Linked DNA regions of Homo sapiens: region 1 is linked to region 2. A link is a loop called in an ENCODE intact Hi-C map of the cell type or tissue named here. Cell type or tissue: ovary. All regions are shown on one strand. Each heading gives the region's core, and the rest is flanking DNA. Links, peaks and the distances in the headings are about the cores only. Region 1 overlaps DENND2B (DENN domain containing 2B). Region 2 overlaps DENND2B (DENN domain containing 2B).

The links. Hi-C counts contacts between places; a loop is a spot of excess contacts. Peaks named below come from ENCODE experiments on the same cell type or tissue, not always from the same donor. Only the 100,000 strongest peaks of a DNase experiment are listed, where the experiment ranks them.
Region 1: it touches region 2 in a loop (3-fold over the local background); 22 of 110 quality-filtered maps call a loop at or near these places.

The regions. Positions count from the first base shown.
Region 1 is chr11:8,773,764-8,782,087 of GRCh38, reverse strand. The region is part of intron 1 of DENND2B (DENN domain containing 2B); the gene reads left to right. All of the region lies in intron 1 of DENND2B-AS1 (DENND2B antisense RNA 1), which reads right to left. Among named protein-coding and RNA genes, the nearest start is that of DENND2B-AS1, 9.1 kb to the right of the region's middle. RefSeq lists an enhancer at 7,477-7,656. In ovary, for the core only: no CTCF peak of the experiment used is centred there; DNase peaks (open chromatin) are centred at 3,517 and 6,619; H3K27ac peaks cover 5,769 bases.
Region 2 is chr11:8,723,622-8,731,945 of GRCh38, reverse strand. It overlaps DENND2B (DENN domain containing 2B), which reads left to right. Exons shown (of 20, transcript NM_213618.2): 3 at 737-1,996; 4 at 5,737-5,873. Among named protein-coding and RNA genes, the nearest start is that of DENND2B-AS1, 41 kb to the left of the region's middle. In ovary, for the core only: no CTCF peak of the experiment used is centred there; no DNase peak of the experiment used is centred there; H3K27ac peaks cover 3,736 bases.

The sequences.
Region 1 (8,324 bases), core at 297-8,296, 50 kb before region 2:
GTTTGTGTACGCCAGCTACCTAGGAATGGAAGTGATGTGGTGGGGAGTATGATTCTTTAGCTTTACTAGGTAATTCCAGATTGTTCTCTATAGTAGTTGTTATGTGTTTACCACCAATGTATATAAGTGTTCATTTCCCCTTATTTTTGCTAACACTTGGAGATCCCATGCTTCTCAGTATTTTCCAGTCTAAGTATGATATAATATCTCATCACTTTAATTTGCATTTTCCCAATTTATCAAAGAGATTGAGCAATATTTTATTTTCTTTGAATTCTCTGTTCATATCTTTTACTTATTTTTCAGTTGGGTTTTCGTCTTTTTCCTTTAGAAGTTCTTAATATGTTCTGATTTTTAATCACTTGTCAGTTATGTGCTCTGTAATTATTTTCTTCCTGTCTGTGGCTTATCTTTTAACTTTGTATAGGTTATCCTTGTGAGGTTATGTGTGTGTGTGTGTGTGTGTGTGTGTATTCCTAAATTGTTTTCCAGAAAAATTATACTGGTTTACAGAACATCCAACAGTATATGAGAGTGCCCAGCTTGCCACACCCTGCCTGACTCTGGGAATAGTTTTATCATCTTGCCCAGTGTAATAGACAAAAAGTGGTATTGCCCCTTCTTTGGTGGCTTTTCCTAGAACATTCCTACCTCTTTGTTATAGCCAAAAGCTGGCTTTTCCCTGAAGATCTTACTTTCCTTGTGACCCTCTCCAATGAAGCCACCTCACCTCCTCCCAACTCTCGCTCTGAACTCCCCACGTTGCTTCCAAGCCCGGGCTGGCAACCTTTCCCATGAGAAGTTAGTCCCTCCTCTGCTCACTCTTGGTGCCCTTACCTGCCTATTGACTTCAGGCTAACTGTTAACAACCTTCTTCATATGTCCTCTTTTTGGCATAATTAGGATTTGAGGATTCATACTGAGAATCCATCAATGCTCCGGCCTCACAGTCCCTCCATCCTTCCAACTCTAAGGACTTCGTCTTTATTCCTCTTCGGGTACCTTTGGCTTTATCACTTGGAGCAGTTTCACTTTTAGGATGCTGAACTCGGAGATTCCCTTCCCTTCCCTGGTCTCCTGTCTGTTTCCACCTCCCACTCCTTCGCTGTCCCCTCCCAAGAGCTGGCTCTCCAGCTCTTCTCTGCCTGTGTAGCCTCTTAGCCACCCTGGCCACTGCCTACTGATTTTTCTGTTCAGCCTGAGCTTCAAAGGTAGAAATTCTCATCCTGCACTTGCTGCTTACCTCAGTTCTCTCTCTCCCTTGTCCCTCCTGTGATCATTAGCCCTCGTGGACCACTTGAACAGATTTTTCTGCCGTAGCCCCTAGACCTCTGAGTATTGCTTCATCTTTCAGAAGCATAATCTCTGACCCATCATTCTTTTCTCAGAAAACTTCTGTGATTCCCCAGAGAAAAACTAAGATCCCTGATTTGGCTCTCAGAGGCCTCTAAGAGCCGACATGTCTCTGTCTTTCCAACTCTCTTTCTCCCTGGTCTACTTTCAATTAAACTCCCATCAGACTGACAAACACTTTGTTGTCCTTCATACGTCTTCTGCTTTCCTGCTTCCAAGCCCTTGTGCATGTAGTTCTATCTGTGTAGGAATACCCCTGTATTCTTTTGCCATTTGATCTTCCAGGCCTAGCACAAGGGTCACCCTCTCTGTAAAGTGTTCTTGATCCTTTATTTGGAAGTAATCTCCTTCTACCTAAGCTTCAACATTGTATCTCTCTAATGGCATCTCTCTAGTGGCACTTAATTTCATCTTTCTAATGGCACTTAAAATAGTCTTCCTGGTATTTATGAGATTTATATGTCTATTGTATTCACCCTACAGAGTGGAAGCTCCTTGAGGATGGACCCATACCTGATGCATTTGGTGTCCAAACAGCACTAAACATATTGGCTTATGCATGGTTGGTGTTTGGTGTATATTAGCTGAATGGATGCATGACTGTAAGTATGAATGGAAGGAGGAAAGATGGTTGTCCTGGCTTCCAGGAACCATAGTTACAATTTCATACTGCCCCCCTTCTCCTGCTCTAGCGAGAAAAGAATCAGACTCACAGCTTGACCCAGGCCAACACAGGAATAGTTCAAGCTCCTGGCCCACACTGCACCTGGGGGAGCCTGAAGCTTGTCCTACCGTGGGAGCAGGAGCCTTGAGTACCAGGAATTTCAATGGGATGTTTTTGAGTTTAGGAAGTTAGGCTGGCTGCATTCCATGACATGCAAGGGAGAGGATTTTGGAGTAGCACAGAAAATGGAAACCTTGGCCGGGCGTGGTGGCTCACGCCTGTAATCCGAGCACTTCGGGAGGCTGAGGCGGGGCGGATCACCTGAGGTCAGGAGTTCGAGACCAGCCTGACCAACATGGAGAAACCCTGTCTCTACTGAAAATACAAAATATTAGCCGGTGTGGTGGTGCATGCTTATAATCCCAGCTACTCAGGAGGCTGAGGCAAGAAAATCACTTGAACCCGGGAGGTAAGAGGTTGTGGTGAGCCGAGATTCCACCATTGTACTGCAGCCTGGGCAACAAGAATGAAACTTCGTCTCAAAAAAAAAAAAAAAGAAAGAAAGAAAGAAAGAAAAGAAAGAAAAAGGAAACCCCGAGCATGCTTTTGGCAGAGGTAGGTGCAGAGAGGCTGGAGAGCATGGTAACCCAGAGGGGAGGGTTCTGTTTTTACCAAGTCACACCACTTTCCTTCCTCCATACCTGCTAGGGCTGAGCCTCAGTTGAATGTGAGAAAAACGCTATGGGTGTGATATTTGCCACTCTCTCTGCCTTGGGACCTTGAGTCATAGTCTCATTCTTCATCTCAAACAGTCTTCTGTCTCATTCTGTCCAGCTACTGTTTGTCCTTTACAGTCTGGCTCACATTTCCTCTCCCACAGAAGCCCCGTCCAGAGCTGCTCTGTCCCCTCCACCACTCCATTGTCCTGTCTTTCTAGTTTGTGTCCCACACTTGCATCGTTTGCTGTTGTGTCTCAGTGCCCTACATTCGTCTGTGAGCTCCCCACATGTAAGAATCACATCTCATGTTTTGTTCTCTCAGCTAAAACAAAGTGGTGATCAATAATTACTGTCAATGTTATTAGGGAGCCTGCTATTGGAACTTGGAAGATTATCAGTAGCAGAAAAACTGAAGTGGGAATGGAAAGACGTGAAAGTAGAACTTAGCCTGGGCTAGTTCTCCAGAGTCTTGAGTCTGGGGAGGAACTGCCCTTTCATCTTTACCATGGGTTTCTTGAATTCTGGCTTCTGAAGCTCTGCCTTTCGACAGTAATCAGCATTTAGGCAGGTGACAGAATCAGGTGTTCAGGGTGTGCCCTCCAGGGAAGAAGAGAGAGAGGTGATGGCCGGCACCCCATGCAGCAGTGACTAATGTGGGCCAAACTGGCACCATGCCTCCCAGCCCCCGGGTACGTGGGAGCTGTAGGCACACATGGTAGATTGGAGCTGGAGGGATCATTTACCAGCCCTTCCCTGAGCTGGAAGCAGGCGGGGAGCAGCAAGCCAATTGGCAGACTTGCCTTTTCTGCCTTAAAGTACTTTGTTTCTGTTGCTAACAACAGACATGGGTAGTATAAATAAAACACAGACACACAGGCACATAGACACATGTGGAGACTGAATATTTGAGCTGTCAGGGGCAGGGGGAGGGTGGATGTGGACGGGGACTGAAATGTGTGGCTAAGCCTCTCAAGATAGTGTGCACTAGGTCTTCTCTTCAGCCTTGGAGATGGGTGTAGTGTAAGGGGTGGCTGTGTGGAAGGCCCCCTGAAAGCAGTCAAGTAGGAAGTGATACTGTCTGGATGCCACAGGCTTCAAAGACTAGGTGCTCGTTATGGCTGGATGCAGTCCTCATTAGGCAGACTCTTTCGAGCTAGTTGCTGGTGATCCAAGGGCCAATGGTAACTTCTTTCCTTCTGTTCTGCCCTTTCAAGGCTTGACTCATTGATCCCCGTTAGTGCTCACATGTGGTATAATGGTCAGCAGCTGCTGTGGCCTTTCTGGCTGACCTGAGCTGTACAAGCCAGCATGCCTAAATATGTGACTGTTGTTTTGGGTAAGCTCCTGAAGGATGTGAGCTTCCTTAGTAGAGACTGAGACCCATTCAGCCTCTCTGGAAAAGATGGTCTTAGTAGGAGGCTGAATAGTTCATGCTATAAAAAGCAACAGCTAAGTCACATGTGAGATAAGCTTATTCAGAGACTTGAGGTTCAGGTAGATTACAGGGAGGATGGATGATGAGGAAGACTGTGAGTCTCCACTGCTGGAAATATAAGTAGGGATGGGTTAGGTGTTCTCTCTTTTTTTTCCCTGGGTTGAACATTATATTCCCTGGTATCTAAGATTACATCAAGAGAGCCTCTTCTGGTTCTGGGAAAAAGAATAACTGTATTGATAGGAATTTTAGAGCACTCCCAATGTGTGTAGCTTTGAGCACTTGATTCACAGATATCTCTGACACTTGGGATGATCATCTGATGGTGTGGGCATTTGGAGTAGCTCTTAGCTGGTCTCTCTTTTCCATCTTACTGCTTTCTTGGACCATATGTGACAGGCCTAAGGAATGTCCAACAGGAGGTACCTTTGGTCCATATGAATACCAAGTCAGTAATAGTTCCAATCTTCTAGAAGCAGTGAGACGCCACTCCAGTCTGAGGGTGAGACATGAAAAATATGTGGGCCTTTTCCCCAGTCATTGATATAGCAACATTTGTCTCCCCTGGGCAGGGGGAAATGAATTAGGATTACCCTCTGGGTTGAGCTTACAAGTCTGTCTTAGGATCTCTTTTTTACCGAGGTAGCCCTCTTGGCTATCCAAGGTGGGGTGCCTGGGTGGGGGTGGCACACTGGAAGCTCATAGCAGCTGCTTCTCTCCAGGCACTGTAACTCACTAGCAGCTTAGGACTAGATGTGAGGCATGTATCACGTGGCATTTGTTACTACAGGAGTTAAAGGACCAAAGTAATCTTAAATGGGTTACCTATTCTTATAATTTAGAAGGTATGCAAGATTATACCTATAATAATAGCAAGCCCATTCACTCTCTCATAAGCTTTCTTAAATAAGAGAGGGAAGGGTGGAGTTACTCCTATGGTCAGAATTGCAGATTACCCTTTTTCCCTAAAGAGGCCTAAGGGTTGGCTCCCATGTGACCCCCATCATCTCTGTAGTCAAGTAGCATCAGGCCTAGGAACCCCTAAGGAGATCATTCTCTCTCTGTTCCCTGGCTTAGGGCAGGGATGTGAGGCTTTTGCCTGGCACTAAGGAGAGGTAGTTGACCATGGCTATTATTGAATGAGGTTGGACCCAGCCTAGCTGATAAAATTCTAAAGCAAGATGGGGCAGTGCTACCCAAGGTGGTCACAGAGAATGAAGGTTCTTATAATAGAATATATTCTAAGCCACTAGGCCGTGGTGGCTTCTTTGAAAGGTTGAAGTCTTGAAAGGTAAGAAGACCCCATCTAGCTGGGTTTCATGTGCTGCCCTCACCTTACCCCTACAAGTGGCACAGCAAGCTGCCTGCGATGTCTGGTGGTTGACTCTGCTGCCTGCATGGTTCAGGTGAGCAGAGCAGTTCATGTTGAAGCCCCTCCCACCGGTCAGGAGCCTGTAGGACTGTGTTGTTTTCCTTCCTGTGTCCTCAGTGACTGGGCTAGTGTCTTGCACAAGGCAGGTGCTTGGTCATTGTTTGTGGATTGAATGGCTTCTCAGCCTGAGCTTCAGGGGACCTTGGCCTGGGCCTTGGAGCATACTAGGAGTTGGATAAGCAGAGAGGAAGAAGGAGAGCACTCCAGGCTGCCAGTGATTTGAGCCCAGAAACATGGGGCAGAAATGGACACGTGGACATGTTTGGAGCAGAAGGTGTCCTGCCTGGAGAGAGGTAGGTGTGTGTGTGTGTGTGTGTGTGTGTGCGCGCGCGCGCGTGCGCGCACGTGCGTGTCTGTGTGCATGTGCAAGTCTGTGTATCTCTGTGTGGGCAGGTCTGGGGAGGGTGGTAGGGCCAGGGCTGGCTGAAGAGGGAAGGAAGAATTGGAAAGTGAGATTGGTTGGAACCAATTAAGGGAACCTGAGTCTGGTGTGATTGGCGGTTAAGGAGCCCAGAAGAATGACATGATGATACTGACATTCCAGGATGCTTAGTCTGTCACTTATGAGCAGAGAGGACTGGAGGTAGAAGAATAAAGGGGAGCTTGTCATACAATAATACTGTTTAACATTTATTTAGTGCCTCCTATGGGCTGGCACTGGATAAAGTGCTCTCTGTATAACCAGAGACCATTGCAGTAAACTAGGTATGAGGTGATAAAGTGGAGAAAAATTTCAAAGAAGATGACATTGTTTCTTCATATTTGGCTATATTTGGCTCTTATTTGGTTAAAGAAGAAATGGCTCCAAGGACGTCTTCCTCCTGGGTCCTGCTTCCGGCAGCGTGTCCTTGAGCATGGGGCTGTTAATCTGGCCTGGTTGGAGCTGCTGAGATTTTGCATGCTCCCTGCCAGGAACCAGTGTCCTTGGGTCTCAGCTGGGGTGTGTCCCCACCCCAGCCATCTGGAAGGTCAGAGGAATTAGCCACTAGAATGTGCCCATTAGTGGCTTTGAGGGGTTACAACCTGTCAGTGGAATCTGAAGCCCGGGAACTGCCTCTCTCCCAGGGCTTTTTGGAGTTGGAACAGCCTGACTGTTCTAGCACTGACTGCTCCCTTATTTGGACAGTAAATTTTCAGGGTGAGATTGGACTTCTCTTTTGTCTTGGGAGAGTTTTTTGTTTTTTTAAGTATTTGACATTCTTGTGAGTGATTTTCAAGGAGATAACACGACATCAGAGCTATACCTTTCTTCACCTGATTCTTTCCTTGGTCTCTAGTCCATCCACTTATAAGACCCAGATGGGGGCCAGGCACAGTGGCCCACGTCTGTAATCTCAGCCCTTTGGGAGGTCAAGGCGGGCGGGTCACTTGAGGTCAGGAGTTCGAGACCACCCTGGCCAACATGGTGAAACCCCGTCTCTATTGAAAATACAAAAATTAGCCAGGTGTGTTGGTGGGCCCCTGTAATCCCGGCTACTCAGGAGGCTGAGGTGGGAGAATCTCATGAACCTGGGAGGTGGAAGTTGCAGTGAGCCAAGATCACGCCATTGCACTGCAGCCTAGGCAACAGAGAGAGACTCTGTCTCAAAAAAAAGTGAAAATAATAATTAAAAAAAAAAAACGAAAAAAATAAGAAGACCTAGATAGGGTTCCTAGACTGCCCACTCATCTCAGTCTCCCCAGGGGAGAAGCAAGTAACATCATCCTATAGACAAGAGGCAAGGTGTCTGAGGCCCCGGGGTTGGGCTTCAGGGCCTGGGGGCAACTTCCTGCCCAGCCTTGAGACATATGTCTTGGTTTTGGGGAACTTGCTGTGCCCCTTGACTTGTGGATTTGTAGTTTATCAGCCCAGCTTCATGTGGGGCCAGGATGGGAGCAGGGCACAGCCAGGAGTTGGGGTGGTGGTGATGAGATGGTGGATGGTAGTGGTGCTACTGAAGGGGAAGAATCTTCTGTGGCGATTTTGAGAGCACACTTCCTCTCTGTCAGAAGCGCAACTCTGTCAGCTTCTGGCTTTCCTTCTGATGGATCCCTGTAACCCTTAGGAAAGTCATTCAGCTAATGGCAGTGACACTAGATTCTAATGGAGGAAGGGAAAGCAGGAAGGAGAACATGTTTCTGTCAACAAAGGTGTGCTTTCACTAGTCAGAACTTGCTATAAGGCAGCCTTCAGCCTTTCAGGTGATTACTGTGCTTTGGGATTAAAGTGTCCTGCCGTTTCTGGAAGAGACTGCTAGTCATAAAGACAGGTAGGGCTGAAGGGTGGAGGTAGGGTCTCCAGCTGCAGTTGTCAAGAACCCAACGTGAAGGCTGACTGAGCAGAGAAACTGCTGCTGCCCAGAAAGAAAGCACTTTTAGCAGTGGTAAGTCCTTTGCATGCACTATCTTACTCAATCTGTACAACAGCACTTCGTGGTTGGAACTGTTCTCTCCATTTTACAGATGAGAAAACTGAAGCTTACAGAGGGTAGGCAACACATCCAAAGCTTCATAGCTGGTAGAGGCAGAGTTTCATACCCAAAGATCACCCTTTTCCCATTGTTTCTTACAGAGGAAACTGTGATAAGCCATTATTTTTTATAAATGTTACATTTTAGAATAGTTTCAGATTTACAGAACAGTTGCAAAGATAGTACAGAGAGACAGAGAGTTCCCATAGACCCTGCAAGCCATTAATTTTTTTTTTCCTCCTTTTCTGGTCCATTTTATGAGAATTCATTG
Region 2 (8,324 bases), core at 135-8,134:
ATCAAAGGGTCTGAGTGTATTTGGGGGCCACTTCAGGGAGTAGTGTTCAAGAACCACCTTGCACCAGTTCACAAGAGCTGATTAGTGGCATCTCTTCTCAACTCCACAGCCAGTGACGTCACATTGGTAGCTCAGCCATAGTTGGAATATTTATACTACCAAAGTTGGCAAGTGCTACCAATCTGCTGTTGCCCCTAGAGAGCCGGTTGTTCAGACTTGTTTGGTTTTGGGGTTTTTGGTCCCTTTTTCCCTCTTTTTACCATACACAGAGTCTCACTATGTTGCCCAGGCTGGTCTTGAACTGCTGGGCTCAAGCGATCCTCTTGCCTCTGCCTCTCTAAGTGCTGGGATTACAGGCATGAGCCACCACACCTTCTGAGAACTGGTTGTTAAGCATGTGGCAGCACACCACTGGGCTTTCTGTCCTCTTACTGGCAGATGTTAGACTCTTGGGATGCTCTCGCTTGGCACAGAACAGGTGTCTGTTTCAGACATTACTCAGGGTGCCTGGGGATGGTTTGGGCAGAGAGGCCTGTTGAGTTTGGCCTGCTGTGATTAAGGAGCTATTGCTCTCCTTGAAGACAGCCTTCAAGGTATATTACTTGAATAGAATACTCTTTGAGAGTCCTCCAGGAAAAAGATGCTGAGTTCTGTAAGAATAAAACAGGATGCCACTGGTTGGTCAGCCACTCACTGCCATTTTCTTTTCTTTTCCTTTGTTTTGTTTTGCCCCCAGGTCTCAGTCAGTCTCTCCACCTCCAGTTCTCTCCCCACCAAGGAGTCCCATCTACCCGCTCAGTGATAGTGAAACCTCAGCCTGCAGGTACCCCAGCCACTCCAGCTCCCGGGTGCTCCTCAAGGACCGGCACCCCCCAGCTCCTTCACCCCAGAATCCTCAAGATCCCTCCCCAGATACTTCCCCACCCACCTGTCCCTTCAAGACCGCCAGCTTCGGTTATTTGGACAGAAGCCCTTCGGCGTGCAAGAGAGACGCCCAAAAGGAAAGTGTCCAAGGCGCAGCCCAGGATGTAGCAGGGGTCGCTGCCTGCCTCCCCCTTGCCCAGAGCACGCCATTCCCGGGGCCAGCAGCTGGCCCCCGGGGCGTCTTGCTGACCCGTACCGGTACCCGCGCCCACAGCCTGGGCATCCGGGAGAAGATATCAGCATGGGAAGGTCGCCGAGAGGCGTCGCCCAGGATGAGCATGTGTGGAGAGAAGCGGGAGGGCTCTGGGAGCGAGTGGGCGGCCAGTGAGGGCTGCCCCAGCCTGGGCTGTCCCAGCGTGGTGCCGTCCCCCTGCAGCTCTGAAAAGACCTTTGATTTCAAGGGCCTCCGGAGGATGAGCAGGACCTTCTCCGAGTGTTCCTACCCAGAGACTGAGGAGGAGGGAGAGGCGCTCCCTGTCCGGGACTCTTTCTACCGGCTGGAGAAACGGCTGGGCCGGAGTGAGCCCAGCGCCTTCCTCAGGGGGCATGGCAGCAGGAAGGAGAGCTCAGCAGTGCTGAGCCGGATCCAGAAAATTGAACAGGTCCTGAAGGAGCAGCCGGGCCGGGGGCTCCCCCAGCTCCCCAGCAGCTGCTACAGCGTGGACCGGGGGAAAAGGAAGACTGGAACCTTGGGCTCCTTGGAGGAGCCGGCAGGGGGCGCGAGTGTGAGCGCTGGCAGCCGGGCAGTCGGAGTGGCTGGTGTTGCGGGGGAGGCGGGCCCACCCCCAGAGAGGGAAGGCAGTGGTTCCACTAAGCCCGGGACCCCTGGAAATAGCCCTAGCTCCCAGCGGCTGCCATCGAAGAGTTCCCTCGATCCCGCTGTGAACCCTGTCCCCAAACCCAAGCGCACCTTTGAATACGAGGCTGACAAGAACCCCAAGAGTAAGCCCAGTAATGGTCTACCTCCTTCACCCACACCTGCTGCTCCACCTCCCTTGCCCTCCACCCCAGCCCCGCCAGTCACCCGGAGACCCAAGAAGGACATGCGTGGTCACCGCAAGTCCCAGAGCAGGTAATGCATGCCCCTCCGGTGTGTTGTAGCTGAATACCGTGGCTTTCTTTTAAATGGACAGTGCAAACACAGATTGTAGGATGGGTCGCAGTCATTAGTGCTTCGTAAGCTCTGAAGTGCTGAATAATTGTTAGGTGGTAGTTGTGGTAGTGAAAAATGAGATTGTTCTGCTCTTACAAGATACTTGGACATGAGTGGGAATGCTTACAGGATACTTGGGACCTGAGTGCTGGTCACTGAAGGTATTGGCTGGGTTTGGCCTTTGGGGTAGAGCTGGGCTGTGTCCTGCCCCTGTTGTAGCTTCCTCAGTCTTCTGTTGGGAGTAGGTAAAGCAGGCAGTCCTTTGCGGAGTAGTAGGATCTTAGCCTCCCTACCACCTGAAGTACCAGCATTAGAAATTAATTTCTTTGAATGAAGCATTATCTGAATACTGCATTTTATCATTAACATGGTAGTGTCGGCAAATTTAACACAATTCCTTCTCTCCTGAAGGCCTCCTGGCCATATACGAACCCTGGGCCTATATCAAGAGGGGATTATTGGGAAGATTGATGAAAAAAGGAGTAAAACAGGAATGAGCCTGTTCCGAGGCTCACGTTGGTTTCCTGGTCAGTCTCAGGATTTCTAACCCCAGATTACCAAGGGCTGTCTCCCCGGTAACTTGGAGCTGGAGCTATTGGAATTGGTGAAAGCTGGCAGGCGTCTTGTTCTCTGAATCAGGGTAGGCTGGGAGTGAGCTTCCTTGGGAATACTTATCCTCCTACACCTTACTGCCATTCTCATCTAACCCCACGACTGATGGGTATTCAGGTTTGTTTCACTTCTGGGGATTCTTTAGTTTGTCCCCACACTTCAGGCTTCATCTAACATATCCCATCTCATATATAAACTTTCCTGCCATGTGCAGAAAGGAAGAAATTTCAAAGATTCAGACCCCCGAGCCGGAACAGCCCGTGGCTAAGGGTAATCCCGTGTTTGAGTCCACCCCAGAATGCTCACTGGCTCTTTAATTCTTAAACGGCCTGCCAAGAGTGTTTGCTTTGTCCTTGTTCATCCATTTCTATAAACATTCTTCTAGAGCCTGCTGTGCACCAAGATTGTGCTGGTCAAGAGGATGCAGAGGCAAATAGGACATGGTTCTTCCATTCAAGGACTTCGTGGTCTGGTGCACAGATAAATCATAGATAATGTCATACGTGCCATGACTCATGGCAGTGCAGGAGGCCGCAGAGACCCAGAGAAGGGGCATCTGAGTTAGATGGGGGAGAGAAGGGAGGCTCCTCATAGAGGGAGTTGCTGAGCTAAATTTAGAAGAGCCAAAAGCAGTTGGCTAGGTGACCAAAGGGAGTGGGGGGGAGAGTTCATCAGCCTGAAGGTTTTACACATATTCCACCCCACACTGCATTTATATATAATATATACACACGTATACCATATATGGAGGAGTCCCTTCATGTAAGAATTAACTTAGCAAACTTAAATCTGTGCTCTTGGAAAAAGAGAAACAGTTCCAGAAGTGCAGTCTGTTCTGTATGCCATTTCACACAGTGAACATGTTCCATGAGGAGTAGAGATGGTAAGTTTGTGTCTGTTATACCAAGTGTGATTCTTATATTTAATATACTTTTTTATTTTAAAAAAAATGCAGTCCAGGTGAGGTGGCTTACACCTGTAATTCCAGCACTTTGGGAGGCTAAAGTGGGAGGATCATTTAAGACCAGGAGTTCGAGACAGCCTGGGCAACATAATGAGACCTCATCTCTACAAAAAATTTAAAAAATTAGCTGGAGTGTTGGCATGTGCCTGCAGTCTCAGCTACTTGGGAGGCTGAGGAGGGAGGATAGCTTGAGCCCAGGAGGTTGAGGGTACAGCGAGTATGATCACACCACTGCACTCTAGCCTGGGCAACAGCACAAGACCTTGTCTCTCAAAAAAATTTGCGTGTGTGTGTGTGTGTGTGTGTGTGTGTGTGTGTGTGTGTGTGTTTGTGTAAAATGCAAGCCAAGCCAAATGTTTCTTCTGGCATTCAGCCAAAAAAAAAAAAAAAAACCTGGGGAGAAACTATTAGTTTTAATGAGAGACAGCATGTTGGTCCTCAGTGTGACACCTTCCTGGGGGATTTTCAAGGATAATTTGACTGAACATGATTTGTGTCTTATTTACTGACTTGAGGGCTACCTGCATACGATGCTGAGTCTACTGTATATGCCAAAGAAAACTTGCTCTCACACTAACTCTGGTCCTGGGCCAACATTTGCGAACCACTGTGCTCAGCCATTGGATGTTTAACTAGTTGAGAATCTCTGGGCCAAAGACAGAAATCTGGGAGTCATCAAGATAGAGATGGTAGATATGGCAATGGCCCATGGATATTTGGTCCCTAGAAAGTGCAGAGTGAGAAAGAGTTTTTAAGACAGAACTCTGAGAGACCCGGACACTTAAAAGGCAAATGGAAAAGGAGAACCCCTCACAAGAGTCTGAAAAGTAGTGGCCAGAGAGTTAGTTGAAAGCCAGGAGGGAATGTGTCACAGAGGCACACGGAGGAGATGTCAATATAAAGAGTGTTCGGTTGTGTTGAGTGCTTGGGGCGGGGCAGGGGCAGGCAAGCTAAGAACAAGCTGTAGCCTTCAGGACACTTTTAGCCCTTTACCTACACCCTAGGACTCTCAGGAGAAGCTGTTAGTAAACAAGAGAAAAAGGGCTTTATTGGCTGAAAGGTCTGATGGTGCCCCAAAGAAGAGGGAGGTGTTCATGGGTGGGAGGAGGGATCCAGTCAGTGCCTTTCCTTCTTTCCCTCCCCAGGAGCCTGCGGGGACTTGCCTTGGAGAGGGAGAGGGTACAGTTGGGGTCTCAGATGAGGGACGTACCTCTCTCATGAAGGAGAGGGGCAGAGAGTGCTGTAGGCTCAGGGTGTCTTAGGAGACAACAAGCTGTGGTCTTGAAATTATACAGTAGAGAGGAAGGTTGTCCAAAGGATGGAAAGGAGCAAGCTAGCTGAAGGGAAGCCTGGTCTTGGAAGCAGCTTCTGGCTGCAAATTGTCCTCCCAGCTCCACCTTGGCAGTGGTCTTATTTGTTTTAAGGGCTCAGCCCTTCCTGCTTCAACAAACCACCCAGCAACAACTGCTTTTCCAACCCCCTGACAGCCCTGAGTGGGACCCTCCCAGTGTTGAGCCTTCCTACCTGCTTAGTGCAGTGGCAGGAGTCCCCAGCTAGGATGCAGATGAGGATGTGAGACTCCAGAGGCAGACCAGGCACTCAATTCCAGTGGAATCACAGACACTTCTCAAGGAGGATATTCTCTAGGGCTCAAGGCCAAAATTATAGTTAAGAGCTCAGGCCCTGGAGTGAGACGTCGCCTGGGAGAATCATGCCTCTGTCACTTCCATCTCCTCTTTCACAAGATGTCCCAATACTGGTGGCACTGTTGTGAAGATTAATGAGATAACACATGTAAAGGTGGATTTGACGCAGCACCTGGAACAGCATGCTTTTAAGCTGGGGTAGTTGTTATCTAATAGCGGTATTATTCAGGATAAGGCACATTGCAGGCACCCAGGCTGGGGCCTTTCAGACCATCTGTCTCTTCATTTGGATGGTAAGTTTGGACCCACCTTGATGCTCTTTCAGAAGCTGCCTTTGTAAGGAGGGCCTATGGTCTTTGCTGTTGCCATGGACATTCCCCAGCAAGGCAGCAGAGATCTGATTCAGCAGGAATGACTCTTGCTCTTGTTATCCACAGAAAATCCTTTGAGTTTGAGGATGCATCCAGTCTCCAGTCCCTGTACCCCTCTTCTCCCACTGAGAATGGTACTGAGAACCAACCCAAGTTTGGATCCAAAAGCACTTTAGAAGAAAATGCCTATGAAGATATTGTGGGTAAGCAATGGCAGAGGTGGCACCTGGGTCATCTCAGGGGGCTGCAGAAGAACAGGAACAGGAGGAGACACCTAGATTGACCTCCTTCACTGTGGGCAGGCATGGTCCCACCTTCTGGAACTCCTCCTGGAATGGGACATCAGGGGAAGCACCTTAGCTTAGACAGAGTGGCTTTGTGATTAAAAGCCTGGCTCTTGAATGAACTGAAATCCAAAGGACCTTTGGGGACACGAGAAGGAGAAAACAACATCATTCCTTTCCTTTATTTTTGGAAGGCTTTGAAGTCCAACAGGCCCTCTTCCTTAGCTGTGTGCCCTTAAGGCAAATCACTTAACTTTTGTGAAGACTCTGTTTTTCTCTTATAACATGATGATGTGACTATATTAACAACAACAATAATAGTAATAATATTTCGAGCCGGGCATGGTGGCTCGTGCCTGTAATTCCAGCACTTTGGGAGGCCGAGGCTGGTGGATCACCTAAGGTCAGGAGTTCGAGACCAGCCTCCATCTCTACTAAAAATACAAAAAATTAGCTGAGCATGGTGGCAGGCACCTGTAATCCCAGCTACTAGGGAGGCTGAGGCAGGAGAATTGCTTGAACCCGGGAGGCAGAGGTTGCAGTGAGCTGAGATCGTGCCATTGCACTCCTGCCTGGGCAACATGAGTGAAACTCCGTCTCAAAAAAAAAAAAAAAAGTAATATTTCATAAGGTTATTGTTAGAATTAAATAAGATTGAGTGTCTGGTGCAGGCCTGCTACCTGGTCAGAGATGGCCATCTTCTTTCTGTGTTCTTACATGGTGGAAGGGGCGGAGGGAGTTCTCTGGGGTCTCTTTTAAAAGGGCCCTAATTGGTGAAGGCCCTGCACTCATGACCTAATCACCTCCCAGAGGCCTCACCTGTGTTTCCACATAGGAATTTTGGGGGACAGAAACATTCAGTCTATTGTACAAGCTAACACATTTCATTGCCCCAGTTTCATGGTGCTGGCAGAAGACACGAGACCCCTGGGTCGCAAAGGACTTTATTACTTATGGCACAGTAGGCAGCATGAGCTTCGTGTTCACACGGGTTTCCCCTTGTGCCTAAGTCCCATGGGGCGGTGTGGAGAAGGCCCAGGTGGAAGCTGCACACACTGCAGGTCCATGTCCCAGCTGGGGAGCCCAAGCGTAGGAAACCCCAGTCTTTTCAGAGACTGCTGGCAAACCTGCCTAACCTTTGTCCTTGGAGGAGACATTATCTTTATCACTCTGGTCAGGAAACAAATCTGCCTCTGCCCTGAAGGGAGACACTATCTCTGTCTTCCAAGGCTGTTTGCTGTATAAATACCCTTTAAAATACAGTCTGGAACTGTCAGTTCCTCTTGTTCAGAAGAAGGGCAGAAATGCGAGACTCCATTGGGATTTGTCTTCCAACAGGTGGGAAGACATGGTATTGGCAAACTTGTGTTCACAGATCAGATGAAAGATAGAATGCTCTAGCCTGGGTTGCATTTGTTTTGTTTTTTGGCGTTCATTTCAATTCTATTAGCATCCTCATCAGTAAGGGGCTTTGATTCTGCCCAAGTGAAGTGTGCGTGTCAGTGTAGGTCAGTGAGGAGGAGAGAGGCTGTGTGCTGCCTGCTTGCTGGCTCCCTCTCTATGTCCCTGTCTTGCCTCTGTCTTGGGCCTTGAATCTGAAGAATGTGGTGTTAGTTAATACATGAGAGAGAGAAGTGGCCCAGGGTAGAGGGAAACCTCCAGATTATCAGAAGCCTGGAATCTTTTTTTTTTTTTTGAGACGGAGTCTCGCTCTGTCACCCAGGCTGGAGTGCAGTGGTGCGATCTCGGCTCACTGCAAGCTCCGCATCCCGGGTTCATGCCATTCTTCTGCCTCAGCCTTCCCAGCAGCTGGGACTACAGGTGCCCGCCACCACACCTGGCTAATTTTTTTGTATTTTTAGTAGAGACAGGGTTTCACCGTGTTAGCCAGGATGGTCTCGATCTCCTGGCTTCATGATCCGCCTGCCTCGGTCTCCCAAAGTTCTGGGATTATAGGCGTGAGCCAGAAGCCTGGAATCTTATGAAGAGAGGGCCATCTGTTCCCTCATTTGATCTGAGCCATTGGTTTCACAGCCGTTTCCTTACCACTTGCTGGGCCATTGTTTCTGGGGAGACAGCAGCCATGCTGGGATGTGCAGGGACACTGCTTTCCCAGGAACAGAGCGTATAGTATGTAGCCATGCAAAACTGGGTCACAGCAGGAAGACTGTGGGAATGAGGTCCCTAGAACCGCAAAAGAGTTTGGGGAGGGAGGCCCTTTCCCTTACCACTGGGGAAAAGACAGCTTTGTACCTATAGGCCACCCAGAGCAGAGGTCAAGAGCTAGGGGCATCAGAACAAAAGATCCAGAAGCCAGGTGGGCAGTTAAGGAAGATGCCCCAACTGCAGCCCATACCCCAGTTCTACTCA